2 separate regions of the Homo sapiens genome follow, and region 1 is linked to region 2. Evidence: read pairs that join two places in POLR2A ChIA-PET (ENCODE). Cell type or tissue: K562. All regions are shown on one strand. Each heading gives the region's core, and the rest is flanking DNA. Links, peaks and the distances in the headings are about the cores only. Region 1 has its middle 8.4 kb from the start of SNAR-A4. Region 2 overlaps CPT1C (carnitine palmitoyltransferase 1C).

Region 1 (16,499 bases), core at 7,591-11,590, 360 kb before region 2:
TCGTTCCCAATATAACGACAAAACATAAAGGGAGGACGCCTTGATAGGAAGAAATGACATCTTCCTAAGTGTTTTTAAATTACTTCCATGTGTCTTTTTTTTTTTTTTTTTTTGGGAGACCGAGCCTTGCTCTGTTGCCCAGGCTGGAGTGCAGTGGTGTGATCTTCGCTCACTGCAACCTCCGCCTCGTCGGTTCAAGGGAGTCTCCTATCTCAGCCTCCTGAGTAGCTGGGATTACAGTCGCCTGCCAAGAGATGGGGTTTCGCCATGTTGACCAGGCTGGTCTTGAACACCTGGCCTCAAATGATCCACTCGCCTTGGTCTCCCAAAGTGGTAGGATGACAGGCGTGAGCCACCGCGCCCAGCCTCTTCTATTCTTTTAGAGACAGGGTCTCACTCCGTTGCCCAGGCTGGAGTGCATTGATGTGATGTGTGATCATAGCTCATTGCAGCCCTGACCATCCGAGCTCAAGCAATCCTTCTGCCTCAGCCTCCTGAGTAGCTGCGGCCGCAGATGTGCACCACTGCACCTGGCTAATTTTTAACCTTTTTGTGGAGCCAGAGTCTGTATAAAATAAAGTGTAAATAGTACCATCAATAAAGAATACATAGTACCATTTTATAGTAGTATAAAACGGACATTAGAAACTCTGAACTTAAAGGTTAAAAAAATACACAAAAGTAGTTCTCAAGTTCTAGAGACTTGGAGAATCCAGGAATCAACAATGTCGTGGAACTCCTACAGCCTTTCATAAAGAATGGCCCTCGAGGAAAGTGGAATTGTCAGTGGGCATTGTGTTCGTGCCTCAGCTAAACACGGCAGGAATTTATTTATAACCTAGTGTAACATCCTCGAGGCACTGTTCAATTAGTCAAGCAATTGTAAAATTCTCCCAGTCTTAGAAAAGATACAGGTGTGTGTCCCTCTGCTGTGGCTGTGCACTGAGGCTTCGGTAAAGGTTGCCGTCTAAAACCACCGGCCTGCCCTTGAATTCTTTTTTTTTTTTTTTCTTTTTCAGACGGAGTCGCACTCTATCACCCAGGCTGGAGTGCAGTGACACGATCTCTGTTCACTGCAACCTCCGCCTCCCGGGTTCAAGCGATTCCCCTGCCTCAGCCTCCTGAACAGCTGGGATTACAGGCACCCGTCCCCATGCCCGGGTAATTTTTGTATATTTAGTAGAGACAGGGTTTCACCATGTTGGCCAGGCTGGTCTCGAACTGCTGACCTCGTGATCTACCTGCCTCGGCCTCCCAAAGTCCTGGGATTACAGGTGTGGGCCACTGCGCCGGCCATGTTTCTCGACTTCTGCTGGCAAGCATGTTCCAGTATTTGCATGGCTCCTAGCCCTCATCTCCATTTCTCTGCACAGATGTTACCTTCCCCATGAGGTCTGCCTTATACATGAGGCCTGTATTATAAACTGCAACTCCGCATTCCCCAACCCCGTTGTTTCTTCTCTCCAGAACAGTAGGCACCATCTGATCTACTATGCCTTTTCCTTATTGTCAGATACTGAACTCTCAGATACAGTTCCCCTTCCTCCCTCCAGGGGGCGCCATGGAACGCAGGGCCCTCTCTGTCCCTGGGGACTGGGTGATGTCAGGGGTGAGCCTCTCGTGATTGGCTACATCGCTCCCCAGAAGGTCAAATGGAAAAATTGAGAGCACTTTTCCACCAGCTTCGGTGGCTCCGTCAGGTTGTCCTGGCGCACAAGCTGGCGATGCTATGTGTTTGAAGCTAACCTGGACAAAATTGAAAAAAATTGTTTTTTCATTGTTCCGTCATAAAGGGAGGTCTCGACAGGAAGAAATTGCGTTTCCAATAGAATTGTTTTTAAATTACTGCAATATATCTTTTGAGATGGAGTCTTGCTCTGTTGCCTAGGGTGGAGTGCAGTCTTATGATCTCGACCTCTGCCTTCTGGGTTGAAGAGAGTCTCCTCTCTCACCCTGAGGTTACAGGCGCACACTACCACACTTGGCTAATTTTTGTATTTTTGGCTTCTTTTTGAGATGGAGTCTTGCTCCGTCGCTGAGGCTCAAGGGCAGTGGTGCGATCTTGGCTGACTGCAACCTCTGCCTTCCGGGTTCAAGTGATTCATCTGCCTCAGCCTCCCGAGTAGCTGGGACTACAGGCACGTGCCACCACGCCTAGCTAATTCTTTGTATTTTTAGTAGAGAAAGGGTTTCACTGTGTTAGGATGGTCTCTATCTCCTGACCTTGTGATCTGCCCGCCTCAGCCTCCCAAAGTGGTGGGATTACAGGTGTGAGCCACCGCTACCTGGCCTTTTTTTAAATTTAATTATTTATTTATTTATTTATTTTTATTTTGAGGTGGAGTCTTACTCTGTTGCCCAGGCTGGAGTGCAGTGGCGCAATTTTGGCTCACTGCAACCCCCGCCTCCCAGGTTCAAGCAATTCCTTTGCCTCAGCGACCCAGTAGCTGGGATTACAGGCGCGTGCCACCATGTCTGGCAATTTTGTGTATTTTTAATAGAGACGAGGTTTCCCCATTTTGGCCAGGCTGGTCTTCAACTCCTGACCTCAGGTGATCCGCCCGCCTCCGCTTTCCAGACTGCTGGGCTTACAGGCGTGAACCACTGCGCCAGCCTCTTTATCCCTTCTATACTGCATACCCCAAGTTGCAAACTGTTATTAGAGTGAATACCTAGGGGCAACTTGGATCCTTATAATGGACACCTGATATTTTTGCCTGAGTGACATCTGTTATCTCTGATTTTCTTCTTCATTAATAATTTTTTTTGGAGCAGTCTTAGGTTTACAGGAAAAAATCGAATGAAAAGTACCGAGAGTTTCTACATCCCCTTTCATCCCTTCATTGCCCCTCATCTTCCCTGTTAACATCTTGTGTTACTGTGCTACGTTTGTTACAATTAATAAGCCAATATTGATACATTATTATTAGCTGAAATCTGCAGTTTACATTAAGGTCCACTCCTTGTGTGATACCTTGTACATTCTATTTTTTTTTTTAATAAAGCATTTTTTTGGTGTTGTTTTTTTTTTTTTTTTTTTGAGATGGAGTCTTCCTGTGTCACCCAGGCTGGAGTGCAGTGGCGTGATCTCAGCTCACCGCAAGCTCCACCTCCTGGGTTCACACCATTCTCCTGCCTCAGCCTCCTGAGTAGCTGGGACTACAGGTGCCCGCAATCACGCCCGGCTAATTGTTTGTATTTTTAGTAGAGACGGGGTTTCACCGTGTTATCCAAGATGGTCTCGATCTCCTGACCTCATGATCTGCCCACCTTGGCCTCCCAAAGTGCTGGAATTACAGGCATGAGCCACCGCGCCAGGCCTTTTTTTTTTTTTTTTTTTTTTTTTTTCAGTTTTAAAATCACAGCAAAATTGAGAGGAAAGTCCATAGTTTACATTCAGTTTCTCTCTTAGTGTTTTATTGTCTATGGGTTTGAACAAATTTATAATGACATGTGTCCACCATTATAGTATTATGCAGAGTAGTTTCACTGTCCTAAAACTCCTCTGGGCTCTGCTGATTCATCCTTCCCTCCTCCCAAACCCCTAAAAACCAATGATTTTTTTTAACTGTCTCTATAGTGTTTCCTTTTCCAGAATGTGGTATAGTTGGAATCATACCATATGTAGCGATTTCGTATTGGCTTCTTTCACTTAACAATATGCATTTTAGGTTCCTCCATATCTTTTCATGGCTTATTATAACTGAGTAATATTCCATTGTATGCATGTACTGCAGTTTGTTCATCTACTGAAGGACATCTTGGTTGCTTCCAAGTTTTGGCAATTATGTACAGAGCCGCTATGAATATTTGTCTTCAGGTTTTTGTGGGGATATAAGTTTTGAGCTCATTTGAGTAAATACCAAGGAACATGAGTGCTGCAATATATGGTAAGAGTGTTTAGTTTTGTAAGGAAGTGCCAAATTGTCTTCTAAAGTGGCTGCACCATTTTGCATTACTGCCAGAGATGAATAAGAGTTCCTGACGTTCCTCATCCTCATCAGCACTTGGTGTTATTCATGTTTTGGATTTTCACCATTCTAATAGGTGGTTGTCGTATGTCATCATTGCTTTAATTTGCAATTTCCTAATGACATTTGATGTTGAGCCCCCTTTTTTTTTGGAGACAGAGTCTTGCTCTGTCGCCGAGGCTGAAGTGCAATGGCATGATCTCGGCTCACTGCAACATCTGCCTCCCAGGTTCAAGTGATTCTCCTGTCTCAGCCTCCCAAGTAGCTGGGATTACAGGCATGCACCACCACGCCTGGCTAATTTTGTATTTTTAGTAGACATGGGGTTTCTCCATGTTGATCAGGCTGGTCTCGAATGCCTGACCTCAGGTGATCTGCCCACCTTGGCCTCCCAAAGTGCTGGGATTACAGGTGTGAGCCACCACGCCCGGCCCAAGTACCTTTTATTTATTTGTTTGTTTGTTTATTTATTTATTTTAAGAAACAGGGTCTCTGTTGCCCAGGCTGGAGTACAGCAGTGCAATCATAGCTCACTGCCGCCTCCAACTCTTAGATCCTCCTTCTCGGCCTCCCCAGTAGCTGGGACTACAGTTGTGTGCTGTCACACCTGGCTATTTTTTTATTTCTATTTTTATTATTTTATTTATTTATTTATTTAGAAACAGGGTCTCGCTCTGTCATCCAGGCTGGAATGCAGTGGCACGATCTCTGCTGACTGCAACCTCTGCCTCCTAGACTCAAGTGATCCTCCGACCTCACCCTTCCAAGTAGCTGAGACCACAGGTGTGCACCACCACATCTGGCTAATTTTTTGTATTTTTCGTAGAGATGGGGTTTCACCACGTTGCCTGGGCTGGTCTTGACCTCCTGAGCTCAAGGGAATTACCAGCTGTGGCCTCCCAAAGTGCTGGGATTGCAGGTGTGAGCCACAACATCTGACCTTTTTCTTTTTATTTTTTATAGAGATGGCGTCTCAATGTGTTGCCTAGGTTGGTCTGAAACTCTTGGCCTCAAATGATCCTCCTGCCCCAGCCTCCCAAAGTGTTGGGATTACAGGCAGGAGCCACCCCACCACACCTTTTTATTTACTTATTTGCCATCTGCATATCTTCTTTGTTGAAGTGTCTGTTCAGATCTGTTGCCTATTTTTAAATTGGGTTGTTTGTTTTCTTTTTTCTTTTTTTTTTTAATTGATCATTCTTGGGTGTTTCTCGCAGAGGGGGATTTGGCAGGGTCATAGGACAATAGTGGAGGGAAGGTCAGCAGATAAACAAGTGCACAAAGGTCTCTGGTTTTCTTAGGCAGAGGACCCTGCGGCCTTCCGCAGTGTTTGTGTCCCTGGGTACTTGAGATTAGGGAGTGGTGATGACTCTTAACGAGCATGCTGCCTTCAAGCATCTGTTTAACAAAGCACATCTTGCACTGCCCTTAATCCATTTAACCCTGAGTGGACACAGCACATGTTTCAGGGAGCACAGGGTTGGGGGTAAGGTCACAGATCAACAGGATCCCAAGGCAGAAGAATTTTTCTTAGTACAGAACAAAATGAAAAGTCTCCCATGTCTACTTCTTTCTACACAGACACGGCAACCATCCGATTTCTCAATCTTTTCCCCACTTTTCCCCCCTTTCTATTCCACAAAACCGCCATTGTCATCATGGCCTGTTCTCAATGAGCTGTTGGGTACAACTCCCAGACGGGGTGGTGGCCGGGCAGAGGGGCTCCTCACTTCCCAGTAGGGGCGGCCGGGCAGAGGGGCTCCTCACTTCCCAGTAAGGGCGGTCGGGCAGAGGTGCCCCTCACCTCCCAGACGGGGCGGCTGGCCGGGAGGGGGGCTGACCCCCCCACCTCCCTCCCGGACGGGGCTGCTGGCCTGGCGGGGGCTGACCCCCACCTCCCTCCCGGATGGGGTGGCTGCCGGGCGGAGACTCTCCTCACTTCCCAGACGGGGTGGCTACCGGGCGGAGGGGCTCCTCACTTCTCAGACGGGGCGGTTGCCAGGCGGAGGGTCTCCTCACTTCTCAGACGGGGCGGCCGGGCAGAGACGCTCCTCACCTCCCAGACGGGGTCGCGGCCGGGTAGAGGCGCTCCTCACATACCAGACGGGGCGGCGGGGCAGAGGCGCTCCCCACATCTCAGACGGTGGGCGGCCAGGCAGAGACGCTCCTCACTTCCTAGATGGGATGGCGGCCGGGAAGAGGTGCTCCTCACTTCCTAGATGGGATGGCAGCCGGGAAGAGGCGCTCCTCACTTTCCAGACTGGGCAGCCAGGCAGAGGGGCTCCTCACGTCCCAGACGATGGGCGGCCAGGCAGAGATGCTCCTCACTTCCCCGACGGGGTGGTGGCCGGGCAGAGGCTGCAATCTTGGCACTTTGGGAAGCCAAGGCAGGCGGCTGGGAGATGGAGGTTGTAGCGAGCCGAGATCACGCCACTGCACTCCAGCCTGGGCGCCATTGAGCACTGAGTGAACCAGACTCCGTCTGCAATCCCGGCACCTCGGGAGGCCGAGGCTGGCGGATCACTCGCGGTTAGGAGCTGGAGACCGGCCTGGCCAACACAGCGAAATCCCGTCTCCACCAAAAAAATACGAAAACCAGTCAGGCGTGGCGGCGTGTGCCTGCAATGGCAGGCACTTGGCAGGCTGAGGCAGGAGAATCAGGCAGGGAGGTTGCGTGAGCCGAGATGGCAGCAGTACAGTCCAGCTTCGGCTCGGCATCAGAGGGAGACCGTGGAAAGAGAGGGAGAGGGAGACTGTGGAAAGAGAGGGAGAGGGAGACCGTGGGGAGATGGGAGAGGGAGAGGGAGAGGGAGAGGGAGATGGAGAGGGAGCGGGTTGTTTGTTTTCTTATTGTTAAGTTTTAGTTCTTTGTATACCAGCTTTCTTTTCTCTTTTTCTTTTTCTTTCTTTCTTTTCTTTTTTTTCAGACAAGGTCTTGCTCTGTTGCCCAGGCTGGAGTGCAATGGCGCAATCTTAGCTCACTGCCACCTCCGCCTCCCAGGTTCAAGTGATTCTCTTGCTTCAGCCTCCCGAGTAGCTGGGATTACAGGCACCCACCACCATGCCAGGCTAATTTTTGTATTTTTAGTAGAGACAGGGTTTTGCCACGTTGGCCAGGCTGCTCTCAAACTCCTGACCTCAGGTGATCCGCCCACCTCAGCCTCTCAAAATGCTGGGATTACAGATGTGAGCCACCACACCTGGCCTGGATACCAGCTTTTTGTCTGATAGGTGTTTTGAAAAGATTTTCTCACAATCTATAGCTTCTCTTTTTATTCTCTTAAACATCTGATTTTCCTATCACTCCTCTCCATGCAAAATATACATTTTTTGACTGGATCTTGCCAGGGATCTCAGAGTGAGAACAAGAGTCAGACCTGGCCAACCTGAGTACTTCATGACCTTGGTTATGATGTGCAGTAGTTTGGATGTATGTCCCATCCAATTTTTTTTTTTTTTTTTTGAGACAGAGTTTTGCTTTGTCACCCAGGCTGGAGTGCAGTTGCACAATCTTGGCTCAGTGCAACCTCCACCTCCTGGGTTCAAGTGACCCTTCTGCCTCCGCCTCCTGAGTAGCTGGGATTATAGGCACATGCCACGCCCGGCTAATTTTTGTATTTTTAGGAGAGACGGGGTTTCCCCGTGTTGGCCAGGCTGCCTTCTAAATTTCGTTCTTGAAATTGGATCCCCAATGTTGGAGATGGGGTCCTAATGAGAGGTGTTTGGGTCACAGGGGTGGACCCCTCACAAATAGATTAATGCCCTCCCTGGGAGTGTGGGTGAGTGAGTTCTTCCTCCATTAGTTCCCATTAGAGTTGGTTGTTAAAGAGAGGCTGACACTTGCCTCTCTTGCTTCCTCTATTGTCACATGATCCCTGCTTTCTTTCTCCTTCCACCAAGAGTGGAAGTAGCTCTAGACTTTCTCTGTATGCCCAATCTTCCAGCCAGCAGAATCATAAGCCAAATACACCTTTTTCTCTTTATAAATTACCCAGCCTCGTGGATCACTTTAGGTCAGGAGTTCGAGACCAGCCTGGCTAACATGGTGAAACCCTGTCTCTACTAAAAATACAAAAAATTAGCCAGGTGTGGTGGCGGGCACCTGTCATACCAGCTACACTGGAGGCAGGAGAATCACTTGTACCTGGGAGGCGGACATTGTAGTGAGCCAAGATTGCGCCACTGCACTCCAGCCTAGGTGACAGAGCAAGATCCTGTCTCAAAAAAAAAATAATAAAATAAAATAAAAATTACCCAGCGTCAGGTTTTCCTTTATAGCAAGACAACATGGACTAAGACACATGGTTACTATAGAAATGGACATGTGACCCAAGTTGGGCCAATGAGAGCTAACCTTGAGACTTTGGTATCACCATTCAGGAAGGCAGTACCCCTTTTCTGCTAGGTTGTTAAAATGATAAGCTAGGTTGTTAAAATGATAGTATGGAAGCTTCGAGCTGCTGTGGGCCCTGTTTGTCACCGTGAGGGAAGAGATTCTGCCTGAGAGGGAAGTCAAGATACAGAAAAGTAAAGCCCAGATGGGAAATGAGCGGTATTGCTAAAGATTCATTTTAGTGCCTGGATCCAGTTATGCCTGAAGCTAGTTATATAGCTCGGTTCTATAAGTCAACAAATTCCCTTTGTCAAAAACAAAAAAAGCCAGAGTACTTTCCAGAGAGCAAGGCTTATTATAATAATAATTAAAGCAGCATACTCTTGCAAGGAAAAACAAATAGACCAAAAGAACAAGACGGAAAAATCAGGAAAAGTTCACACATATACGGTAACTTGGTTTATGACAAAAGCAACATTTCAGTGCAGTGAGAAGCAAAAGATGATCTTTTTGGATAAATAGGGCTGAGCCAGTTGATAACCATATGACCTCTACCTCACACCATACACAAAAATTGATTCCAGATGTGTTGTAGATCTAAATGTTAAAGCTTAAACAATAAAACTTCTAGAAGAAAATATCATAGAGTATCTTCAGAACCTTCAGGGTAAGAAAATATTTCTTTTATTTACTTGTTTGTGTTAATAGAGATAGGGTCTCGCTATGTTGCCCAGGCTGGTCTCGAACTCCTAGGCTCATATGATCCTCCCTCCTCAGCCTCCCAAAGTGCTGAGATTACAGGCATGAGCCAGTGTGCCTGGCCAGAAAATATTTCTTAAACCAGAAACAAAGGAGCCTTAACTATAAAGGAAAATGTTGATAAATTGGACTATATTAAAATAGAAACTGATCCTCATCAAAAAATACCATTAAGAGAATGAAAAGACAAGCCAGAGAGTGGGAGAAGAATATGTATTCTAACAAAAGACTCATAAGAAAAATAAAGAAATAACTCCTACTAACCTGTTTTTTAAAAAAGGCAGAAAAACCAGTCGAAAAATGGACGAATGGCGTGAATTGACATTTCACAAAGTAGCATGTTCATATGCCCAATAAATATTTGAAACAGTGTTAAATTTCTTTCTTATTTTTTTTTTGAGACGGAGTCTCGCTCTGTCTCCCAGGCTGGAGTGCAGTGGCGTGATCTTGGCTCACTGCAAGCTCCGCCTTCTGGGTTCACGCCATTCTCCTGCCTCAGCCTCCTGAGTAGCTGGGACTACAGGCACCCGCCACTGCGCCCAGCTAATTTTTTGTATTTTTAGTAGAGACGGGGTTTCACCGTGGTCTCGATCTCCTGACCTCGTGATCCACCCGCCTCGGCCTCCCAAAGTGCTGGGATTATAGGCATGAGCCACTGCGCCTGGCCCAAAACGGTGTTAAATTTCTTTAGGCATTGGGCTAAAGGTAAATTAAAACCATAATAAAACACGGCTACAGCCCCACCAGAATTGCTAAAATTGAAAGGACTAACAATACCAAATGTTGGCGAGCAGCTGAAATTCTCAGAGACTGCTGGCGGGTGTATAAATGGAGAAAATTAGTTTGAAAACCTGGTTGGCAGTGTCTATTAAGGATGAACATGAAGCTGGGAATGGTGACTCATGCCTGTAATTCCAACACTTTGGGAGGCGGCGGATCACTTGAGGTCACGACCAGCCTGGCCACTCCCATCTCAAAAAAAAAAAAAAAAAGAGGAACATGCCCACACCATGCATACACCCTGGGACCCAGCAATTACACTTCTAGGTATATACCCAACAGAAATACAGAAATGCCTACATATGTTCACCAAAATTCAATGTATATAGCAGTACTGTAAGTGATCATGCCAAATCAGAAGGCACCTAAATGTCAATCAACAGTAGAATGGATACATAGATTATTATGTATTCCCATAACACACTTTTTTTTTTGAGACAAGATTGTCCTCTGTCACCCAGGCTGTAGTGCAGTGGTGTGATCTCAGCTCACTGCAATTTCTGCCTCCCAAGCTCAAGCCATCCTCCCACCTCAGCTTCCCAAGTAGCTGAGATGATAGGCACGCACCACCACACCCCACTAATTTTTGTATTTTTTTTGTAGAGACGGGGTCTTGCTATGTTGCTCAGGCTGGTCTTGAACTCCTGTGCTCAAGATATCTGCTTGCCTCACCCTCCTAAAGTGCTAGGATTATAGGCATGAGCCACCGTGCCTGGCTCATAACACACTCTTATACAGCAATGATAATGAACAACCTCCAACAATCAGCAACTACATGGACAAATCTCATAGACGTATGATGAATAAAACAATTCAGGCCAGGTGCAATGGCTCACGCCTGTAATTCCAACACTTTGGGAGGCCGAGATGGGCAGATCACGAGGTCAAGAAATAGAAACCATCCTGGCCAACATGGTGAAACCCTGTCTCTACTAAAAATACAAAAAATTAGCTGGGTGTGGTAGTGCGCACCTGTAATCCCAGCTACTCAGGAGGCTGAGGCAGGAGAATCGTTTGAACCTGGGAGGCGAAGGTTGCAGTGAGCTGAGATCATGCCACTGCACTCCAGCCTGGTGACAGAGCGACTCTCCGTCTCAAAAAAAAAAAAAAAAAAAAAAAAGAATTCCAACACACAAGTCTCTATGCTTGTAGGATTCCAAGCAGATTAAGATCAAAAACAAGGCAAACTGACTTATGGTGTCAGAAATCAGGGTAGTAGTTACCTTTGAGGTGAAGAAGTGACTGACAAGGGGCCGGGCGCGGTGGCTCACGCCTGTAATCCCAGCACTTTGGGAGGCCGAGGTGGGCAGATCATGAGGTCAGGAGATCGAGACCATCCTGGCTAACACGGTGAAACCCCGTCTCTACTAAAAATACAAAAAAATTAGCCAGGCATAGTGGCAGGCGCCTGTAGTCCCGGCTACTCGGGAGGCCGAGGCAGGAGAATGGCGTGAACCCAGGAGGCGGAGCTTGCAGTGAGCCGAGATAGCGCCACTGCACTCCAGGCGAGACTCTGTCTCAAAAAAAAAAAAAAAACACAAAAAAGTGACTGACAAGGAGCATGAGGGGTTTGGAGAGCTGGTAATGTTCTAGTTCCTGACCCAGGGCTGGTTACCCATGGTTACATGGTGTGCTCAGTCTGTCATCTGATCCATACTTACTGGGTATTTGTGAGTTTCTTTGTGAGTATGTTGTACTTCAATAATTTTTTTTTTGAAACTGGGTCTCTGTCGTCCAGACTGGACTGCAGTGGCTCAACCATGGCTCACTGCAGCCTTGACCTCCTGGGCTCAAGCGATCCTCCCACCTTAGCCTCTTGAGTAGCTGGGACTACAGGTGCACACCATGGCACTTGGCTATATATATATATATATATATATATATTTTTTTTTTTTTTTTTTTAAAGAGATGGAGTCTTGCTATGTTGCCAAGGCTGGGTCTCGAACTCCTGGGCTCTAGTGATCCTCCAATCTTAGCCTCTCAAAGTGCTGGAATTACAGGCATGAGCCACCGAGCTTGGCAATAATTTTTTAAAAGGCCGGTTTTTTGTCTCTTGAAAGTGCAGGAGTCTTGGCAAGTCTAGCAAATGGCATATACTATTTTGTTTCTCTTCCCTCCCCTTTCAAGTGAGAATTGTGATTGTTTTCTTGTTTTTCCTCCACTGTTATACACAGGGGTGGGTTGCTGAGGGGGCTACAATTTCATTTAACATTAATTTTTTTTTTAGATGGAGTCTTGCTCTGTCACCAGGCTGGAGTGCAGTGGCACAATCTCCACTGACTGCAACCTCCGCCTCCCAGGTTCAAGTGATTCTTCTGCCTCGGCCTCCCGAGTAGCTGGGATTATAGGTGTGTGCCACCATGCCGGGCTAATTTTTGTACTTTTAGTAGAGACAGGGTTTCACCATGCTGGCCAGGCTGGTCTTGAACTCCTGACCTCAGGTGATCCACTTGCCTTGGCCTCCCAAAGTGCTGGGATTACAGGTGTGAGCTACCGTGCCCAGCCTTAACATTAATTTTCAGGATCAAGAGAGACTCCATGTGCCCTTGATGAAAGGAATAGCCAATATCCAGAAATCTTGGTCTGAGGATTGGATGTGGCTTTGGGATCCCTCCCTTTGCAGAAGGGGTGAAAGCTTCTGCAGTTGCACTAGAGATAGTTATGTTAGGTGGGAGTATTAGTTTTAGCCAACTTTATCAAAATATAATTTGTGTACAAGAAAATGGATCAATATTTCAAAAAGATATTTGCAACCCACTTTCATAGCAGCATTATTTACAATACCCAAAAGGTAAAGGAGGCAACCCAGCTGTTCATCAACAAATAAATGGTTCGACAAAATGTGGTATATACACATAATGGATTTTTTTTTTGAGATGGAGTCTCGCTCTGTCGCCCAGGCTAGAGTGCAGTGGTGCGATCTTGGCTCACTGCAACCTCCGCCTCCCAGGTTTAAGTGATTCCCCTGCCTCAGCCTCCCAAGTAGCTGGGACTACAGGCGCCTGCCACCACGCCCGGCTAATTTTTTGTAGTTTAGTAGAGATGGGGTTTCACCATGTTGACCAGGATGGTCTCGATTTCCTGACCTCGTGATCCGCCTGCCTCTTCCTCCCAAAGTGCTGGGATTACAGGTGTGAGCCACTGCACCAGGCCCATAATGGAAAATTATTTAACCTTAAAAAGGAAGGAAATGCTAACACATGCTACAACATGGGTGAAGCCTGAGGACATTCATGCTAAGTGAAACAATCCCATCACAAAAAGACAGATGCTGTATGATTCCACTTACATGAGGTACCTAGAGTAGTCAAATTCATAGGGAATTTCCCAGAGAGTAGAACGTGCTTCCCAGGGGCTGGGAAGGGAAGGCAGTGGGAGTTGCTTGATGGGAACAGTTTCAATTCTACAAGAGGAAAGAGTGGAGATGAGTAGGGGTGATGATTGCACAACAATGCAACTGTACACTTAAAATTGGCTAAGTCCTGGGAAAGTGGCTCATGCCTGTAATCTCAGCTACTCTGGAAGCTGAGGCAGGAGAATCGCTTGAACCGGGGAAGCAGAGGTTGCAGTGAGCCAAGACCATGCCATTGCACTCCAGCCTGGGCATTGCAGCGAGACTCCGTCTCAAAAAAAAAAAAAATTGGCTAAGATGGTAAAGTTTGTGTTATGTGTATTTTGCAACAATGTACAAGAATTTAAATGAACCAATTTTAAACGCAATGAATTTTGACAAATGTATTCGGTTGTGTGATCACTTCCATCATCCGGAAAGTTTTCCTGTGTCCACTAGTAATCAGTCTCTCCATAACCACTGCCACTGCCCCCAGTCAACCACTAATCCATTTTCTGCCCCTGCGTATTAGCCTTTTCTTTTCTCTTTTCTTCTCTTCTCTTCTTTTCTTTTCTTTTACTCTGTCACCCAGGCTGGAGTTCAGTGGTGTGATCTCAGCTCACTACAACCTCCGCCTCCCAGGTTCAAGCCATTCTCCTGCCTCAGCCTTCCAAGTAGCTGGGATTACAGGCACTCGCTACCACACCCGGTTAATTTTTGTATTTTTAGTAGAGATGGGGTTTTACCATGTTGGCCAGGCTGGTCTTGAACTCCTGACCTCGTGATCCACCTGCCTCGGCCTCCCAAAGTGCTGGGATTACAGGGTGAGCCACCGTGCCTGGCCTCTGGCCCCTTTCTTTCTTTCTTTCTTTCTTTCTTTCTTTCTTTCTTTCTTTCTTTCTTTCTTTCTTTCTTTGTGTCTCTCTCTCCTTCCTTCCTTCTCTCTCTCTCTCTCTCTTTCTTTCTTTCTCTCTTTCTTTTTTGAGTTGGAGTCTCACTCTGTTGCCCAGGCTGGAGTGCAGTGGCATGATCGGCCCACTGCAACCTCCGCCTCCCGATTCTCCTACTCAGCCTCCCAGGTAGCTGGGATTACAGGTGCCAGGCTGCTTTTGAACTCCTGATCTCAAGTAATCCGCCTGCCTCAGCCTCCCAAAGTGCTAGGATTACAGGCGTGAGCCACCATGCCCCGCCCATATTAGTGTTTTCTTTCTACAATTTCACAAAAGTGGAATCCTACAGCATATACCCTTGTATCTGGCTGTATCACACGGCATCATGTTTTTGAGATGCAGGGCAGCAGTGCCATCACAGCTCACTGCAGCCTCAAACTCCTGGGCTCAAGTGATCCTCCTGCCTCAGCCACCAGAGTAGCTGGGACTACAGGTGAGCACCATCATGCCTGGATAATTTTACTATTATTATTATTACTACTATTAGTTGTAGAGACAGGGTCTTGCTATGCTGCCCAGGCTGGTCTCGAACTCCTGAGCTCGAGCAATACTCCCACCTCGACCTCCAAAGTAGCTGGAACTACAAGTGAACATCACCATGCCCGGCCAATTTTTTTTTTTTTTTTTTAAGAGAATCTCACCATATTACCTGGTCTCAAACTCCTGGGCTTGAGCAATCCTCCTGCCTCAGCCTCCCAAAGTGCTGGGATTTACAGGCATGAGCCACTGTGCCTGGTGGTTACTACCACATTGACTTCAGACTTCTGGCCTCCAGAGCTGTGAGAGAATAAATTTCTGTTGTTTTCAGCTAGGTTATTGTAACCTGTTACATCAGTCCTAGCAAACTGACACAGTGATTGGACCAATTTTTGCAGTGGGAGTTTTTGAAATGTTGTGTCCCGGAATGTAGATGTGAATTAGTGTGAAGTAGCTGAGGGTAGAATGTAGTGGACACCTACTGCTTTGAGGGACTGTCCCTTGCCCATTGCCGTGTGATTCATTTGGAACTGTCAGTCAAGGGACCCCTACATATATGGCTTCCAGGAGATGAATTCATCCTTCCAGCAAAAAGGGATGAGGTCCAGAGGGGCTTTGGACCAATCCTGGGCAAGATGGGCAGGGGAGGAGGAGGAGGAGTCAGCAAAGGCAGGAGGCGGGCCCAAGAGTAGGCTCCAAACTGGACCCAATGATTGGCCCGGGGTGTCTCCAAGGTCTGCGCTGGACCAATCAGAATCCTGTTCCTGAATGACGCAGCAGCTGGGAGCCAGCTGATTCTCACATTGTTTCCTCTGAAGTTATCTGCTCTGAAGGCAATTACAAGTCCTGTTAATTTCTTGCAATGGCAGCAGATCCTGTTAATTTCCTACCCAACAATAGTTCCCCTCCCCGTGCTTCCTCTAGGCAAAGCTGCACCCCACCATGGGAACTGGAAATGACAGATGTTCACTACCCAGACCGCTTTGCAACTCGGGGTAGCCACACAGCCGGGTTCTGGCAAGAGAGAAATAAGGAGAATTATTCTGAGGAGGAAAAAAGGGGAACACAGAAGGGGAGGCCCCGGTCTACACTGCCTGATTTAGATGCCAGTGTGTGAGAACATGATGCTGCTATAGACAGTTTGTACTCAGGAGGGGAACGAACACCAGTCTCAGAGATGCCAACCAGAGCCTAATGTTGTTGAGCAGCTGAACCAACCCTGGGACTGTCTTTGAAAAATTTGATATGCAAACATGCAAAAAAATCTTTCTCTTTCAGTTGGGAAGGTTTTTTTTTTTTTTCAGCCGAAGGTATCATAACAGATACAGCATTATACACCTGGAGCTCCAAGTGACCATCTCATTGCCACTGCAAACACCTACCTGAGAGAGAAGCCAATAGCTAGGCGCGGTGGCTCATGCCTGTAAACCCAGCGCTTTGGGAGGCCAAGGCGGGCAGATCACAGGAGGTCAGGAGCTCGAGACCAGCCTGCCAACATGGTGAAACCCCGTCTCTACTAATACAAAAAGTTAGCCAGGTGTGGTGGCGAGCGGCTGTAATCCCAGCTACTCAGGAGGCTGAGGCAGGAGAATCGCTTGAAACCGGGAGGTTGCAGTGAGCTGAGATCACACCACTGCACTCCAGCCTGGGCAACAAGAGTGAAACTCCATTAAAAAAAAAAAAAAAGAGGAAAGCAGAAGTGAGAGTCCCTTGAACAGCTGGATCTAACCATGCCTGAAGTCCCTCTGTGTTCAATGTGTTCATAGGCTTTCCATGGACAGAGGTCTTTCAATTCTGTTTATGGCTTTGGGTTGAATTTTGTGTTCTGTACTCACAATGATCCTGACTAACACCATTTTTATAAACTGAGGCTCAGAGAGATCATTAAGTTGCCCAGT
Region 2 (16,499 bases), core at 6,278-10,277:
AGGTGATTGGATCATGGTGGTGGTTTTCCCCACACTGTTCTCGTGGTAGTGAGTGAGTTCTCATGAGATCTGATGGTTTTATGAGGCAGTTGTTCCTGCGCTTGCCCCTCTGTCTCTCTTGCCACCACGTGAGACGTGCCTGCTTTCCCTTCCTCCATGATTGTAAGTTTCCTGAGGCCTTCCCAGCCATGCAGAATTGTGAGTCAATTAAAACTCTTTTCTTTATAAATTACCCAGTCTCAGCTATGTCTTTATAGCAGTGTGACAACGGACTACTACAGCGTCCATATAGCCAAAGGTATCCATTGGGAGCACAAACCCATGTGGGAGGGGAGTTAAGAAGGTTGAGCATCTCTGTTATCTAAGTGACGCTTTGGTTTAAGCATGAATGGGATAAGAATTTGGGGGGAGGCCAGGGACAGTGGCTCACGCCTATAATCCCAACACTTTGGGAGGCTGAGGTGGGCAGATCACTTGAGGTCAGGAGTTTGAGACCAGCCTGGCCAACATGGCGAAACCTCATTTCTACTAAATATACAAAAATTAGCTGGGTGTGGTGGCGGGTGCCTGTAATCCCAGCTACTCAGGAGGCTGAGGCAGGAGAATTATTTAAACCCAGGAGGTGGAGGTTGCAGTGAGCCAAGATCTCTCCACTGCACTCCAGCCTGGGCAACAGAGTGATACTCCATCTCAAAAAAAAAAGAGAAAAAAAGAATTTGACTGGAAAGTGGTAATTTAAAATAATACCATTATTATGAGAGGCAGCTATGGGAGTAGAGAAGGGCATAATTGTCTACAGAGGGACTAAGACCCTCCAGGGAGACAAGAAGAAATGTATTTGATGGTACCATCAGGGCAAAAATGTGTGGCATTTACTTGACAGGTAGTGTTAAAAGATCCTGCCCTGGCCAGGCGCGGTGGCTCACGCCTGTAATCCCAGCACTTTGGGAGGCCGAGGCGGGCGGATCACCTGAGATCAAGAGTTCAAGACCAGCCTGGCCAGCATGGTGAAACCCCCATCTCTACTGAAAATACAAAAAAATTAGCCAGGCATGGTGGCAGGTGCCTGTAATCCCAGCTACTTGGGAGGCTGAGGCAGGAGAATCGCTTGAACCTGGGAGGCAGAGGTTGCAGTGAGCCGAGATCACGCATTGCACTCCAGCCTGGGCAACAAGAGCGATACTTTGTTAAAAAAAAAACAACAACAACAAAAAAAAACTTGCCCTATAAATGGCATTGAATAAGTGGTACAAAGTAGATACCATTGCCTGTAGGAGAGATGGCATGGGTATTATTATAGTACTGAGGCCAGGCCAGGTGGGTAACATTGCAGGAAAACAGTTTTAAAGGGACAGCCGTCTAGTTGGGAAGTTTCCTATGGGAGCAGGCGAGGTCTAATAAATAATTCGAATAGAGAGTGTTTCCTAAAGCAATGTCTAAGACGGCGAGGAAAAGAAACATCATTGTTGGCCGGGCATGGTGGCCCACCCCCATAATCCCAGCACTCTGGGAGGCTGAGGCAGGCGGATCACCTGAGGTCAGGAGCTTGAGACCAGCCTGGGCAACCTGTTGAAACCCCGTGTTTACTAAAAATACAAGAAATTAGATGGTCATGGTGGCAGGCACCTGTAATCCCAGCTACTCTGGAGGCTGAGGCAAGAGAATCACTTGAATCTGGGAGGTGGAGGTTGCAGTGAGCTGAGACCGTCCCACTGCACTCCAGCCTGGGCGACAGAGCAACACTCTGTCTCAAAAAAAAAAAAAAAAGGTGATACCAGTGGGCTGTGAGAGGTCCCCAAATGCCAGGCTCTTGACATCATCACGAGAAGTAAGGAATTCAAGGATGAGTCAGAAGATAGTGAAAGTAAGGAGACTTATTGCAAAGCAAAAAGTACACAAGAAAAAGGCATGTGGGCAGGCTCAAGAGAGAGTGACACAATGGGGTTAGGGCTACTACCTTTTCCTCTTTTTTTATTTTTTATTTATTTATTTATTTATTTTTTTTTTTGAGACAGAGTCTCGCTCTGTCCCCCAGGCTGGTGTGCAGTGGAGCGATCTCTGCTCACTGCAAACTCCGCCTCCCGGGTTCATGCCATTCTCCTGCCTCAGCCTCCCGATTAGCTGGGACTACAGGTGCCCTCCACCACGCCCGGCTAATTATTTTTTATTTTTTTTTTTTTGTATTTTTAGTAGAGACGGGTTTTCACCTTGTTAGTCAAGATGGTCTCAATCTCCTGACCCTGTGATCCACCTGCCTTGGCCTCTCAAAGTGCTGGGATTACAGGTGTGAGCCATTGCGCCCAGCCTATTTAGTTTTTTTGAGATGAAGTCTTGCTCTGTCACCCAGGCTGGAGTGCAGTGGCGCCATCTCTGCCCACTGCAACCTCTTCCTCCCAGGTTCCAGCGATTCTCCTACCTCATCCTCCCAAGTAGATGGGACTACAGGCATTCACCACCACACCCAGCTAATTTTTGTATTTTTAGTAGAGACGGGCTTTCACCATGTTGACCAGGCTTGTTGGGGTGATCAGACCCAACACCAGGTCGTGGGGGCTACGAAGTCCGGCGGAATCAAAGGAATGAGACAAAACAAGTTAAGAGTACATAGGATGGGTCCAGGGGGCCAACGCTGGTGTATGGAGGCTGCAAAGGCCCCGAGCTCTGGGAGCCCACACTATTTATTGGTAATCAAACAAAGAAGCAGGTGGTGAGGACGTGCGGACATGGGGGTAGAAAGGTAGTGGTGCACCAAGCGTAGCTATGACGGTTTAGCGTATGCTCTGCTAGTTGAGATAAAGGAGAACAGGTTCTTTTCACTCAAGACACAACCAGTTTATGATCTTGGGAGAGCAAGGAGCAAGGGGCCAGCGAGTCTGGACACATTCCAGAGGCTATGAGGGGTTTTATGCCCAGAGCCCTGGATTCTTTACAAGCCACGAGGGGTTTTATGTCCTGGGCTTAGATTGCAGTGTGGCAGGGCAGCCTTCCACCCTTAGGCACAGAGCTTGGTGTTCCATAGGCCACGAGGGGTTTGAGACCCTGGACCCAGGACATGTTCCAGACTCTTTTACATTATGTCAGACAAGCAAGCCCTGCCTCAGCTCTTCTTCCAAGTCCTGACCTGAGGTGATCCACCCACTTCAGCCTCCCAAAATGCTCCAAGTCCTGACCTGAGGTGATCCACCCACTTCAGCCTCCCAAAATGCTAGGATTATAGGCGTGAGCCACCACACCTGGCCCTAACACTCTGTACTTCTAAAACTTTGTTACTGGCCAGGGACAGTGGCTCATGCCCGTAATCCCAGCACTTTGGGAGGCCAAGGCAGGCGGATCACTAGAGTTCAGCAGTTTGAGACCAGCCTGGTCAACATGGTGAAACCCCATCTCTACTAAAAATTTAAAAGTTAGCCGGGAGTGGTGTCAGGCACCTGTAATCTCAGCTACTTGGGAGGCTGAGGCAGGAGAACTGCTTAAACCCAGGAGGTGGAGGATGCAGTGAGCCGAGATTGTGCCACTGCACTCCAGCCTGGGCGACAGAGCAAGACTGTCTCAAAAAAAAAAAAAAAAAAAAAAGGATGAAAAAGAGGTTTAATAGACTTACAGTTCCACATAGCTGGGGAGGCCTCACAATCATGGCAGAATGCAAAAGGCACGTCTTACATGGTGGCAGGCAAGAGAGAATGAGAGCCAAGCACAAGCGGAAACTCCTTATAAAACCATCTGATCTCATGAGACTTATTCACTACCGGAACAGTATGGGGGAAACTTCCCCCATGATTCAAGTATCTCCCACTGGGTTCCTCCCACGACATGGGGGAATTATGGGAGCTACAATTCAATATGAGATTTGGGCAGGGACACAGCCAAAACCAGATCAGGGGCCAATCTGGGGTTGCATTCCCTCCTCCCAATAAATGGCATGGCTTTGATTGCAAGTGGCCATTCCATTTGTGGTTTCATGGGGAGTGCCTAGAATCCTCTGTTTTTCCTCTACTGTAGAGCAGGTAGACAATAATATCCATTAGTCATGCCAAGTCAGGTCACAGGACATGGCCAACTTAACAAACTCTTCAATAAATTACTGGATTCTCCAAAAACTGGCCAAACTTATCCTTACATAAAGCCAAATCAGACTCAGAAAGAGGCGCACGTCCTCTATTTTATCGATTGATTGATATTTTTTGAGACAGTCTCTATCACCCAGCTGGAGTGCAGTAACATGATCTCAGCTCACTGCAACCTCTGCCTCCTGGGCTCAAGCAATTCTCCTGCCTCAGCCTCCCAAGTAGCTGGGACTAAAGGCATGACACCATACTAAGCTAATTTTTTGTATTTTTAGTAGAGACGGGGTTTTACTATGCTGTCCAGGCTGGTCTCAAACTCCTAACTTTGTGATCCACCCACCTCGGCCTCCCAAACTGCTGGAATTACAGGTATGACCGCCACACCTGGCCGCAAAGAACTATTTTTAGGCTAAAATTTCTGGTTTTCCAGTTTGTAATGACCTAGGCAGTATTCCAACCAAAAATAAATTTCTGGCCAGGTGCAGTGGCTCACGCCTGTAATCCCAGCTACTCGGGAGACTGAGGCACAAGAATCATTTGGGCTTGGGAAGAGGAGGTTGCAGTGAGCCGAGATTGCACCACTGCACTCCAGCCTGGGCGACAGAGTGAAACTCGGTCTCAAACAGGCTGGGCACGGTGGCTCACACCTGTAATCCCAGCACTTTGGGAGGCCAAGGCAGGTAGATCACGAGGTCAGGAGTTCAAGACCAGCCTGGCCAATATGGTGAAACCCCGTCTCTACTAAAAATATAAAAAATTAGGCCGGGCGCGGTGGCTCACGCCTGTAATCCCAGCACTTTGGGAGGCCGAGGCGGGCGGATCACGAGGTCAGGAGATCGAGACCATCCCGGCTAAAACGGTGAAACCCCGTCTCTACTAAAAATACAAAAAATTAGCCGGGCATAGTGGCGGGCGCCTGTAGTCCCAGCTACTTGGGAGGCTGAGGCAGGAGAATGGCGTGAACCCGGGAGGCGGAGCTTGCAGTGAGCCGAGATCCCGCCACTGCACTCCAGCCTGGGTGACAGAGCAAGACTCCGTCTCAAAAAAAAAAAAAAATAAAAATAAAAATAAAAAAAAAATTAGCTGGGTGTGGTGGTGCAGGCCTGTAGTCCCAACTACTTGGGAGACTGAGGCAGGAGAATCGCTTGAAATTGGGAGGCGGAAGTTTCAGTGAGCCATTGCACCACTGCACTCCAGCCTGGGCGACAGAGTGAGACTCCGTACAACAAAAAAAACAAATTTGAGTCTGGCTACCAGTACAACCACGCAACCTGAATCCAGGGCACCAAATACCAAAAGACCTGGGGCCTCCAGATATCAGTCACCAAGGGTCCCCACACCAAATGCCGAAAACCCTGGAGCATCCTGAGGGTGGCCAACAGTGAACCCCAAAGGCACAACTGAGGCTATGGAACAATGTGACTCCGGCATCCCAGAGTCAGAACAAAGGGGTTCCTCTCCAAAATAAAGAATTCAAAACAAGGAAAGTGCCCTACCTGATACAGAATAGCAAAAATTGCTCAAATAGCCAGAAGAAATGCTACCAGTCCAACAGTGAAATAAGCGTCATAAGCATGCATTTTGGCACTAAGAGCAGAAAAGTAAAATACGAGAAAAGGCCTGAGACAGGTGACAAGGCAGGTTATAAAGGGTGTGGCTGGGCTGGGTGTGGTGGCTCACACCTGTAATCCCAGCACTTTGGGAGGCCGAGGCGGGCGGATCACGAGGTCAGGAGATCGAGACCATCCTGGCTAACACGGTGAAACCCTATCTCTATTAAAAATACAAAAAATTAGCCGGGCATGATGGTGGGCGCCTGTAGTCCCAGCTACTTGGGAGGCTGAGACAGGAGAATCGCTTGAACCCGGGAGGCGGAGGTTGCAGTGAGCCGAGATCGCGCCAGTGCATTCCAGCCTGGGCGACAGAGCGAGACTGTCTCAAAAAAAAAAAAAAAGAAAAAAGAAAAAAAAAAAAAAAAGAAAAGGAAAAAAGAAAAGAAAAAGAAAGGAGCTCTTTCTCAGTGAACGGGTCCTGCACTCAGGCGCAGACGGGGAAGCGGAGCCAACATGCCAGTGGCCCGGAGCTGGGTTTGTCACAAAACTTATGTGACCCCGCGGAGACCCTTCGAGAAATCTCGTCTCGACCAAGAGCTGAAGCTGATCGGCGAGTATGGGTTCCGGAACAAACGTGAGGTCTAGAGGGTCAAATTTACCTTGGCCAACATCCGCAAGGCCGCCCGGGAACTGCTGACGCTTGATGAGAAGGACCCACGGCGTCTGTTTGAAGGCAACGTCCTGCTGCGGCGGCTGCTCCGCATTGGGGTGCTGGATGAGGGCAAGACGAAGCTGGATTACATCCTGGGCCTGAAGATAGAGGATTTCTTAGAGAGACGCCTACAGACCCAGGTCTTCAAGCTGGGCTTGGCCAAGTCCATCCACCACGCTGGCGTACTGATCCGCCAGCGCCGTGTCAGGGTCCGCAATCAGGTGGCGAACATCCCGTCCTTCATTGTCCGCCTGGATTCCCAGAAGCGCATCGACTTGTCTCTGCGCTCTCCCTATGGGGTGGCCGCCCCGGCCGCGTGAAGAGGAAGAACGCCAAGAAGGGCCAGGGTGAGGGTGGGGCTGGAGACGACGAGGAGGAGGATTAAGTCCACCTGTCCCTCCTGGGCTGCTGGATTGTCTCGTTTTCCTGCCAAATAAACAGGATCAGCACTTTACAATTGGAAAAAAAAAGAAAGAAAGGAAAGTAAGAGTAGCAACCTCATAGGCAGAGTAGCTCTGAGGATCGTTGGTTGGTTATTTTAATGGTTAGTTGTTGAATATATGCTAAATAAAAGGTGAATTACACATGGGTTTTCTAGATAAGAGGCAGGGAGTTCCCAGAACCTGGGCTTTCACCCCGTCCAGACCACACAGGGTAACTTTTCAGCATGGCCATGGCATTTGTAAACTGTCATGGTGCTGGTGGCAGTGTTTTTAGCATGTTAATGCATTACAATTAGCATATAATGAGCAGTGAAAGTAACCAGACGTCACTTCCTTTTTAGTTGTTGTTGTTTTTTGAGATGGAGTTTGGCTCTTGTTGCCCAGGCTGGAGTGCAATGGCGCGATCTTGGCTCACCACAACCTCTGCCTCCCGGGTTCAAGAAATTCTCCTGCCTCAGCCTCCCAGGTAGCTGGGATTACAGGCAGGCACCACCACGCCGGGCTAATTTTGTATTTTGAGTAGAGACAGGGTTTCTCCGTGTTGGTCAGGCTGGTCTCGAACTCCTGACCTCAGGTAATTCACCCGCCTCGGCCTCCCTAGGTGCAGGGATTACAGGCATGAGGCACCGGGCCCGGCCCCAGAGGTCCCTTTCATTGTCCTCTTGGTTCTAGCTGGTTTTAGCCAGTTTCTTTTGCTGTTTTCTGTCTTATGAGTGAGGTCTTGTGTCCTGTTGTCTTGGAAACCAGTCTTGCCAAATTCCTATCTCACTAGGGTATGAAAAACAAAGACAAAGGTTAGAGTTATTAAAAACTATACATTTGGATCAGGAGCCAGTGGACATAAAACTGAGCCTCTGGGCTGGGCCCAGTGGCTCACGCCTGTAATTCCAGCACTTTGGGAGGCCAAGGCGGGTGGATCACCTGAGGTTGGGAGTTCAAGACCAGCATGGCCAACACGGGGAAAACCTGTCTCTACTAAAAATACAAAAATTAGCTGGGCGTGGTTACGCACGTCTGCAATCCATTACTCGGGAGGCTGAGGCAAGAGAATCACTTGAACCCGCGAGATGGAGTTTGCAGTGAGCCAAGATCACGCCATTGCACTCCAGCCTGGGCTACAGAGTGAGACTCTGTCTCAAAAAAAAAAAAAAACTGAGGCTCTGAAGAGGAGGCACTGCTCAGATGGTGCTGGTGTTTCTGAGCTCAGAGGAGGATCACTAGAGACTGGAATTTTCTTTCTTTTTTTTTTTTTTTTGAGACGGAGTCTCGCTCTGTCACCCAGTCTAGAGTGCAGTGGCGTGATCTTGGCTCATTACAAGCTCAGCCTCCCGGGTTCATGCCATTGCCCTGCCTCAGCCTCCCGAGTAGCTGGGACTACAGGTGCCCGCCACTATGCCCGGCTTATTTTTTGTATTTTTAGTAGGGACAGGATTTCACCGTGTTAGCCAGGATGGCCTCGATCTTCTGACCTCGTGATTGACCCGCCTCAGCCTCCCAAAGAGCTGGAATTACAGGCGTGAGCTACCGCACCCGGCCCGAGACTGGAATTTTCTCAGGCAGGGGTGCTGGTCTGGCATCCCCAAATGGTCTGGCATCTCTGAGGATGTGCAAGTTTGGAAAAACTGCAAATTGGATTTAGCTGCTGCTACAGGAAAGAACTGCCTTGGACAGGGTGAAGAAGCTTTGCTGACGCAGATGAGAACAGGAAACCAACGGGAAGTAAGCAGAGAGCAAACAGGAAGGAGCAAGAACCCTTTTCCTCCTTCAGGCTCTACGGTCAGTCTGGCACCCCCTATTGGCAGAGGCTAACACACCACTTGGCAAAGTGAAAGTGGGGTTTTCAGAGTCCCATTCCCAGTTACCCAAAGCCCAGTGCTGGGAAATAGATTTGAAGCCAAGAGATAATAGCTTAAGAAGTGGTACACATAATAATAGTATGTGCCAAGGACCAGCAATTATGATTAATCCAATTCTGTACCCCTGAGGACCAAATATATTTTTGAAAGACTACTTGCAAAAAAAAAAAGTCGTGGCCGGGCGCGGTGGCTCACGCCTGTAATCCCAGCACTTTAGGAGGCTGAGGCGGGTGGATCACGAGGTCAGGAGATCGAGACCATCCTGGCTAACATGGTGAAACCCCGTCTCTACTAAAAATACAAAAAAATTAGCCGGGTGTAGTGGCGGGCGCCTGTAGTCCCAGCTACTCGGGAGGCTGAGGCAGGAGAATGGCGTGAACCCGGGAGGCGGAGCTTGCAGTGAGCCGAGATTGCGCCAGGCAGTATTCCAACCAAAAATAAATTTCTTGGTCAGGTGCAGTGGCTCACGCCTGTAATCCCAGCTACTCGGGAGACTGAGGCACAAGAATCATTTGGGCCTGGGAAGAGGAGGTTGCAGTGAGCCGAGATTGCACCACTGCACTCCAGCCTGGGTGACAGAGTGAAACTCGGTCTCAAACAGGCGGGGCACGGTGGCTCAAGCCTGTAATCCCAGCACTTTGGGAGGCCGAGGCGGGCAGATCACATGAGGTCAGGAGTTCTAGACCAGCCCGACCAACATGGAGAAACCCCGTCTCTACTAAAAATACAAAATTAACCGGGCATGGTGGTGCCTGCCTGTAATCCTAGCTAACTTGAGAGGCTGAGGCAGGAAAATCTCTTGAACCGGGGTAGGTGGAGCTTGTGGTGAGCCGAGACTGTGCAATTGCACTCCAGCCTGGGCAACGAGAACAAAACTCCGTCTCAAAAAAATAAATAAAAATAAAAGCAAATTTCAAAAAAGAATATGAGGGTTGAGGCTGAGGTGTTTGCAGTTTGTATTCTTTATTCCTGTGTAAAAAAAAAAGTTACCCCAAAGTATAGCAACTTGAATTAACAAACATTTATTATCTCACATAGTTGTTAAAAGTCAGGAAATCAAAAGTAGCTTAGCTAAGGTGGTTCTGGCTCCGTGTCCCTCATGAAGTTGTGGTTAAGCTGTCAGCCGGGTGACAGTCATCTGAAGGCTTGACTGGGACTGGAGGATCTGCTTCCAAGATGGCTCACTCATGTGTGCCTCACTGGCTGTTGGCAGGAGGTCTCAGTTCTTTACCACGTGGGCCTCTTCATGGGCAGCTTGAGTGTCCTCATGACATGGTGGCTGGCTTCCCCCAGAGCAAGTGATTGAGAAACAGAGCAAGAAGGAAGCCACAATGTCTTGTGTTGTTTTGTTTTGTTTTTTGTTTTGTTTTGAGACACAGCCTTGTTCTGTTGCCAGGCTGGAATGCACTGGTGCAATCTCAGCTCACTGCAACCTCCGCATCCCGGGTTCAAGCGATTCTCCTGCCTCAGCCTCCTGAGTAGCTGGGACTACAGGCACATGCCACCACACCCAGCTAATTTTTGCATTTTTAGTAGATACAGGGTTTCACCATGTTGGTCAGGATGGTCTCGATCTCTTGACTTCGTGATCAGCTCGCCTCAGCCTCCTAAAGTGCTGGGATTACAGGTGTGAGCCACCATGCCCGGCCAAAAGAAAGCCACAATGTCTTTTGTGACCTAATCACTATTTTTTTTTTTTTTTTGAGACGGGGTTTCACTCTTGTTGCCCAGGCTGGAGTGCAATGGCGCGATCCCGGCTCACCACAACCTCTGCCTCCCGGGTTCAAGCAGTTCTCCTGCCTCAGCCTCCTGAGTAGCTGGGATTACAGGCATGCACCACCATGCCCAGCTAATTTTGTATTTTTAGTAGAGATGTGGTTTCTCCATGTTGGTCAGACTGATCTCAAACTCCTGACCTCAGGTGATCCACCCGCCTCCGCCTCCCAAAGTGCTGGAATTACAGGCATGAGCCACCGTGCCCAGCCCCCACTTGTGGACATTTTTTAAACCATCACAGAGTTGGCAGTCTGGCTGGGGTGGTTGGGCTGGTAGAGGTTGAGCCATTTAGAATTTTGATTTTGTTGTTGGGTTGTATTATTGTTTGACTCAGAAGCAGTGAGGGTTAGATTGATGGCGCGTTGGAACCGTGGTATTGGTGGGGTGGGTGATTGGGTTTGGTGTTGATGGCTGTAGTTGGGCTGGTGGAGATTGTAATGGTGGGGGTGGTGGAGCACAGTGAAGGTGTGCTCGGGGATGATGGTGTTTAAAGTCATCACTGGCCGGGCGCGGTGGCTCACGCCTGTAATCCCAGCACTTTGGGAGGCCGAGGCAGGCGGATCACGAGGTCAGGAGATCGAGACCATCCTGACTAACACAGTGAAACCCCGTCTCTACTGAAAATACAAAAAAATTAGCTGGGCGTGGTGGCGGGCACCTGTAGTCCCAGCTACTCGGGAGGCTGAGGTAGGAGAATGGCATGAACCCGGAAGGCAGAGCTTGCAGTGAGCTGAGATCACGCCGCTGCACTCCAGCCTGGGCGACGGAGCAAGACTCCGTCTTAAAATATAAATAAATAAATAAATAAAAATAAAGTCATCACTATGGGTCAAGGTAAAGTGTGGGTTATGGTGGAAATGAGAAGGGATATTTGGTGGGGATGGTGGAGCTTGGAGTTGGACGTTGTGTTGGTTGTGTGGTTCGAACTGTAGTTGAGTTGTTGTGTATAGTGGGGTGTGGCATCATGGAGTTGCTGATTGCTGGAATGATGGCAGCGTTAGGGTGGTGTGCACTGGGCAGTGCATTTCCTAGTTATGGGAGCTGAATCCGTCATTGAGGAAGAGGTTGAAATGGCTGGAGTAGGCCAGGCACAGTGGCTCATGCCCATAATCCCAGCACTTTGGGAGGCCAAGGTGGGTGGATCATTTGAGGTCAGGAGTTCGAGACCAGCCTGACCAACATGATGAAACCCCAAAACCCGTCTCCACTAAAAATACAAAAAAAAATTAGCCGGTCATGGTGGCGGATGCCTGTAGTCCCAGCTACTCGGGAGGCTGAGGCAGGAGAATTGCTTGAACCCAGGAGGCAGAGATTGCAGTGAGCCAAGATTGCACCACTGCACTCCAGCCTGGGTGACAGAACAAGACTCTCTCTCAAAAAAAGAAAAAGAAAAAGAAATGGCTGGAGTTGGGGTTGGGTAATAAAAATTTTCGTGGGTTCGTTTGGGGATTGTCAATTGGGGTGGCTGGATCTTTAGGTTTGGAGATGGATTTTTTTTTTTTTTTTGAGACAGAGTCTTGCTGTGTCCCCCAGGCTGGGGTGCAATGGCACGATTTCTTCTCACTGCAAGCTCCGCCTCCCGGGTTCATGCCATTCTCCTGCCTCAGCCTCCCGAGTAGCTGGGACTACAGGTGCTCGCCACCATGCCCGGCTAATTTTTTTGTATTTTTAATAGAGACGGGGTTTCACAGTGTTCGCCAGGAAGGTCTTGATCTCCTGACCTCATGATCCGCCCACCTTGGCCTCCCAAAGTTCTGGGATTACAGACATGAGCCACCGCGCCCGGCCTGGAGATGGATTTGAGGTGGACAGTGGTGTTGGGGCAGCAGGAATTAGGCTCAGGAGAACTTGTGAGGTTGTGTTTGATTGGCACTGGCCTTGGAGGGTTGGGTTTGGTATGAGTGAAGCTGGAAATGAAGTACACTGGGCAGGTGTTGCGGGCTGTGGTTGAAGCTGTGACTGCAACTGGGAATCCCTGGCTGGGCCTGGGAATGGATGGGAGCTTCTGTCCTCCTCCACCCTGGTCCTTACCTCTTCTACCCCTGCCCTGCCCAAGAGCATAGCAGACACCACACACCCAGCTCACACATCTTTATTGGCCTGGATGTGGGGTTGCCAAACCAGTTGCCCCTGTCCTGTGTCAGCCAGCTGTGGCAATTTCACCCTTATTCCTTGGAGAGGCCAGCTGCCTGCTGGAAGGAGTCAGAAGTCGGTGGATGTCATTGAGGCCTTGGAGGCCCCAGTCTGGCGGGAGAGAAATCCACACCTGTGCCTGGAGTTCTCCTTCCCTGACCCTCTGAACCGGCGCTTAAAATGCTGTCCCGCCTGGAACAGGGAGGCCACATCCAGCAGTGCGTCCTCAATGTGCTGCCCCAGCCTGTGGGAATCCTGGAAGGAGAACAGGTCAGAGCCAGGGGAAGCTGGGAGATGGGATCCTGGAGGCTGAGAAACAAGAGGGCTAAGGGCCTGGATTCCTGAGTCTGAGGGAGGAGGAGCTGGGGCCTGGACTCCCGAGTCTGAGGGAGGAGGGGCTGGGGGCCTGGACTCCCGGGTCTGAGGGAGGAGGGGCTGGGGGCCTGGACTCCCGGGTCTGAGGGAGGAGGGGCTGGGGGCCTGGACTCCTGGGTCTGAGGGAGGAGGGGCTGGGGCCTGGAATCCTGGGTCTGAGGGAGGAGGGGCTGGGGGCCCAGACTCCTGGTTCCTGAGGAAAGAGGGAGTTGGTGGGTATACACGTTTGTCTCACCGTTTTTGTGCTTGATTTTTTGCTGGAGATGTGGAAGGTGATCATGCCATCCCCCATGAAGATATAAGAAACACCATAACCATGGTCATCAGCCTGGAGACGGAAAGAGTGAAGGGAAGAAAATAGCTCCGGTCCCCTCCACCCCCACTATGCAGGAGTGCAGGCCCCCCAGCCCCCTCTTTCCTCTGGGGGCCAGCGCGCCCAGCTCCACTCACAGGCCCGAATCCACCGCCTGAGGAAACATAGTCCGGGTAATTGTGGACGTCAAACAGATGCATTTGCTGAACAGGGATCTGGCTGGTGGACAGCTGCCACTGCTCCGAATGGACCTGAGGACAGGAGCCCATCACATGTGCAGGACAGAGATCTGCAGTTCCGGCCCTTGGCTCCACTTCACTCCCTGCATCCCTGGCTTTTTTTTTACCCGTAAATCCGGGCCTCCTTCTCCCTAACCACGCCCTTCTCCTGACCACGCCCTATCTGGCCACGCCCCTCACTCGTCTCACCACCCACACCCACGTCCCTCTCCTCTTCTCCCTCGGACCACGCCCCTCCTCTGACCACGCCCTTTCCTCTTATCCCCACCCCACTGACCCTCTCCCCTTTTGTCTGCTCCCGTTGTCCCGTTGCCTCTCCGCCTTCTGCCTTGCCGCCCCCCCACAACTGACTTCTCTGCTGACGCATCCTTTCTCAACATCACCCTCCTTTTTTTTTTTTTTTTGAGACAGAGTCTTGCTCTGTCGTCCAGGCTGGAGTGCAGTGGTGCGATCTCAGCTCACTACAGCCTCCGCCTCCCGGGTTCAAGGGATTCTATTGCCTCAGCCCTCCCAAGTAGCTGGGATTACAGGTGCCTGTCACCATACCCAGCTAATTTTTGTATTTTTAGTAGAGACAGGGTTTCGCCAAGTTGGCCAGGCTGGTCTCGAACTCTTGACCTCAAGTGATCCGCCTGCCTCGGCTTCCCAAACTGCTGGGATTACAGGCGTGAGCCACCGTGCCCGGCCTTGATGGGTCCTTTTTCAACATCACCCTCCTTCCCTGAAACCTCTCCCTTCTTCCATGGTCTCCCACTTCCCTCTCTAACCCTTTCCCTGTGCCCCAACCTGGGTCAGGAAGGGCGACTGCAGGTGGAGGAATCGGGACACGATGTACAGCGCAAACAGGTGGCGGTCAACTCCCTGCCCGCTCATGGCTGCCTTCAGCAGAGCCTGGTGCTTGTCCACTGCCACGCGGAACAGGGCGAGGCACTGTGGGTCCTGCAGTCCCCAGGGAGGTCACAGGTCATGGAAAGACAGGAAGTCGACTTAGGGCTGGGCCTGCGGCACATCTGGCCTCAACTGAGTTTGCCACATCCCTGCAAGGTGGGAATATCAACCCCATTTTACAGATGGGGAACTGAGGCTTAGAGAGGGGAAATCATTTGGCCAGGTTCACACAGCCAGGGAGAGCCAGGCGGGTTCCTAGGTGTGTCTGGCCCCAGAGTCCAAACTCCTTCCATGGAACCACAATACCTTGTAGGTGCGGGGCTAGGTGTAGGGCAAGGGAGAAGAGGTGCAGGGCAGGTGGGATCTGGGCAGAGAGGGTACAGGGGTGCAAAGGAAGGTCACAAGTCACAAAGAGGTTAAATGGGCAGAGTTACGTTGTAAAAATGGAGTTCCAGCCAGGTGCATTGGCTCACGCCTGTAATCCCAGCACTTTGGGAGGCCGAGGCAGGGAGATCACCTGAGGTCAGGAGTTCGAGACCAGCCTGGCCAACATGGTGAAACCCCGTCTCTACTAAAAATACAAAAAAAAAAAAAAAAAATTAGCTGGGCATGGTGGCGGGTGCCTATAATTCCAGCTACTCAGGAGGCTGAGGCATGAGAATCGCTTGAACCTGAGAGGCAGAGGTTGCAGTAAGCCGAGATTGTGCCACTGCACTCCAGCCTGGGCAACAGAGCAAGACTCCATCTCAAAAAAAAAGAAATGGGGTTCCTTCTTGGGTGCACCCCCAGTGCCCTGTGAGACCACCATGAAAGCAGATATCACACTATGCTGGGCTGTCTCCCCCCATCAGTGAGCTCTTTGAAGTCAGAGGCCAGGTCCGATTCATCCCTTGTCCCTTGTGCTCCTCGTGGAGGCTGGCTTCAGTAGGTCCCATCAACGTTTGCAAGTGGATGAGTGAGTACACAGAAATAACTGAAGCCTCAAGCGAGGGCTGCACCCACCGTCTTCTCTTTGTCCTCCATGGCCCTGACAAAGTTGCAGGCCTCCCTCGTGCAAGACCGCACCGTCTCCGTCCGGCCTTCCAGGAATAAGCGAGTCATGGCCGACTCATAAGTCAGGCAGAATTGACCCCTGTCCTGGGGGACAGGGAGGAGAAGAGGAGTCTGTCAGCTGGGCTCAGGAGATCTTACAGACTTGACCTATCTCTGTCCAGACCTCCAGCCTCCTCCAGCCAGCCCAAGAATGGTTGGAAGAGAGAATTCAAGATGGCCGACCCACAATGGCAGCGACCACAAGGAACCGTGGAGGGGCAGGTCTTGGGGGCTCAGGTGGACTGAGACCCTGCGGGGGCTGTGGATGGGGAACCCAACTGACCCGGAAGTGGGCCAGTTGCAAGGCGATCTGGATGAAGCTGTCTGAAGAGAGGTGGCAGCGTCGGATGAAGCTCTTGCCAAATAGGGAGAATGGAACGACATGGCAGTCGACATTTTCAGACAAGATCTTGGCTCCCCTCAGGGCTAGAGAGATGGAGGAGTGGATCTGCCAGAGGAGGAGGGAAGAGGAGTAGTTGGGGTTACAGATGGGGGTAGGGTGAAAGCCAGGAATAAGGCTGGAAGCGGAGGTGGATGTGGAGTTAAGGTTGCGGCAGAATATGGAAATGGGGACAAAGAAGAGAAGAGAATTGAAGGATGAGACTAAAGATGGGGATAGGGGCTGGGCGTGGTGGCGCACGCCTGTAATCCCAGCACTTTGGGAGGCCGAGGCGGGCGGATCACCTGAGGTCGGGAGTTTGAGACCAGCCTGACCAACATGATGAAACCTCGTCTCTACTAAAAATACAAAAAACTAGCTGGCCGTGGTGGCACGTGCCTGTAGTCCCAGCTACTTGGGAGGCTGAGGCAGGAGAATCGCTTGAACCCAGGAGGCAGAGGTTGCAGTGAGCTGAGATCGCACCACTGCACTCCAGCCTGGGTACAGAGCAAGACTCCGTCTCAAAAAAAAAATGCCGGGCGCGGTGGCTCACGCCTGTAATCCCAACACTTTGGGAGACTGAGGTGGCTGGATCACCTGAGGTCAGGAGTTTGAGACCAGCCTGGCCAACATGGAAAAACCTCATCTCTATTAAAAATAAAAAAATTTAGCCGGG

Evidence for each region. ChIA-PET counts read pairs that join two places held together with the same protein. Peaks named below come from ENCODE experiments on the same cell type or tissue, not always from the same donor. Only the 100,000 strongest peaks of a DNase experiment are listed, where the experiment ranks them.
Region 1: POLR2A ChIA-PET joins it to region 2 with 5 read pairs; 1 of 35 experiments calls an interaction of 5 or more read pairs at or near these places.

What each region holds. Positions count from the first base shown.
Region 1 is chr19:50,075,989-50,092,487 of GRCh38, reverse strand. No RefSeq gene overlaps it. Among named protein-coding and RNA genes, the nearest start is that of SNAR-A4, 8.4 kb to the left of the region's middle. In K562, for the core only: no CTCF peak of the experiment used is centred there; a DNase peak (open chromatin) is centred at 10,049; H3K4me3 peaks cover 319 bases.
Region 2 is chr19:49,709,713-49,726,211 of GRCh38, reverse strand. It overlaps CPT1C (carnitine palmitoyltransferase 1C), which reads right to left. Exons shown (of 20, transcript NM_001199753.2): 15 at 15,728-15,892; 16 at 15,355-15,489; 17 at 14,251-14,403; 18 at 13,363-13,476; 19 at 13,148-13,240; 20 at 12,481-12,792. The coding sequence ends at 12,607. It also overlaps the pseudogene RPS9P4. Among named protein-coding and RNA genes, the nearest start is that of CPT1C, 27 kb to the right of the region's middle. RefSeq lists an enhancer at 4,352-4,852 and a cis regulatory region at 8,259-8,794. In K562, for the core only: a CTCF peak has its summit at 8,560 (motif pointing left); a DNase peak (open chromatin) is centred at 8,541; H3K4me3 peaks cover 1,804 bases.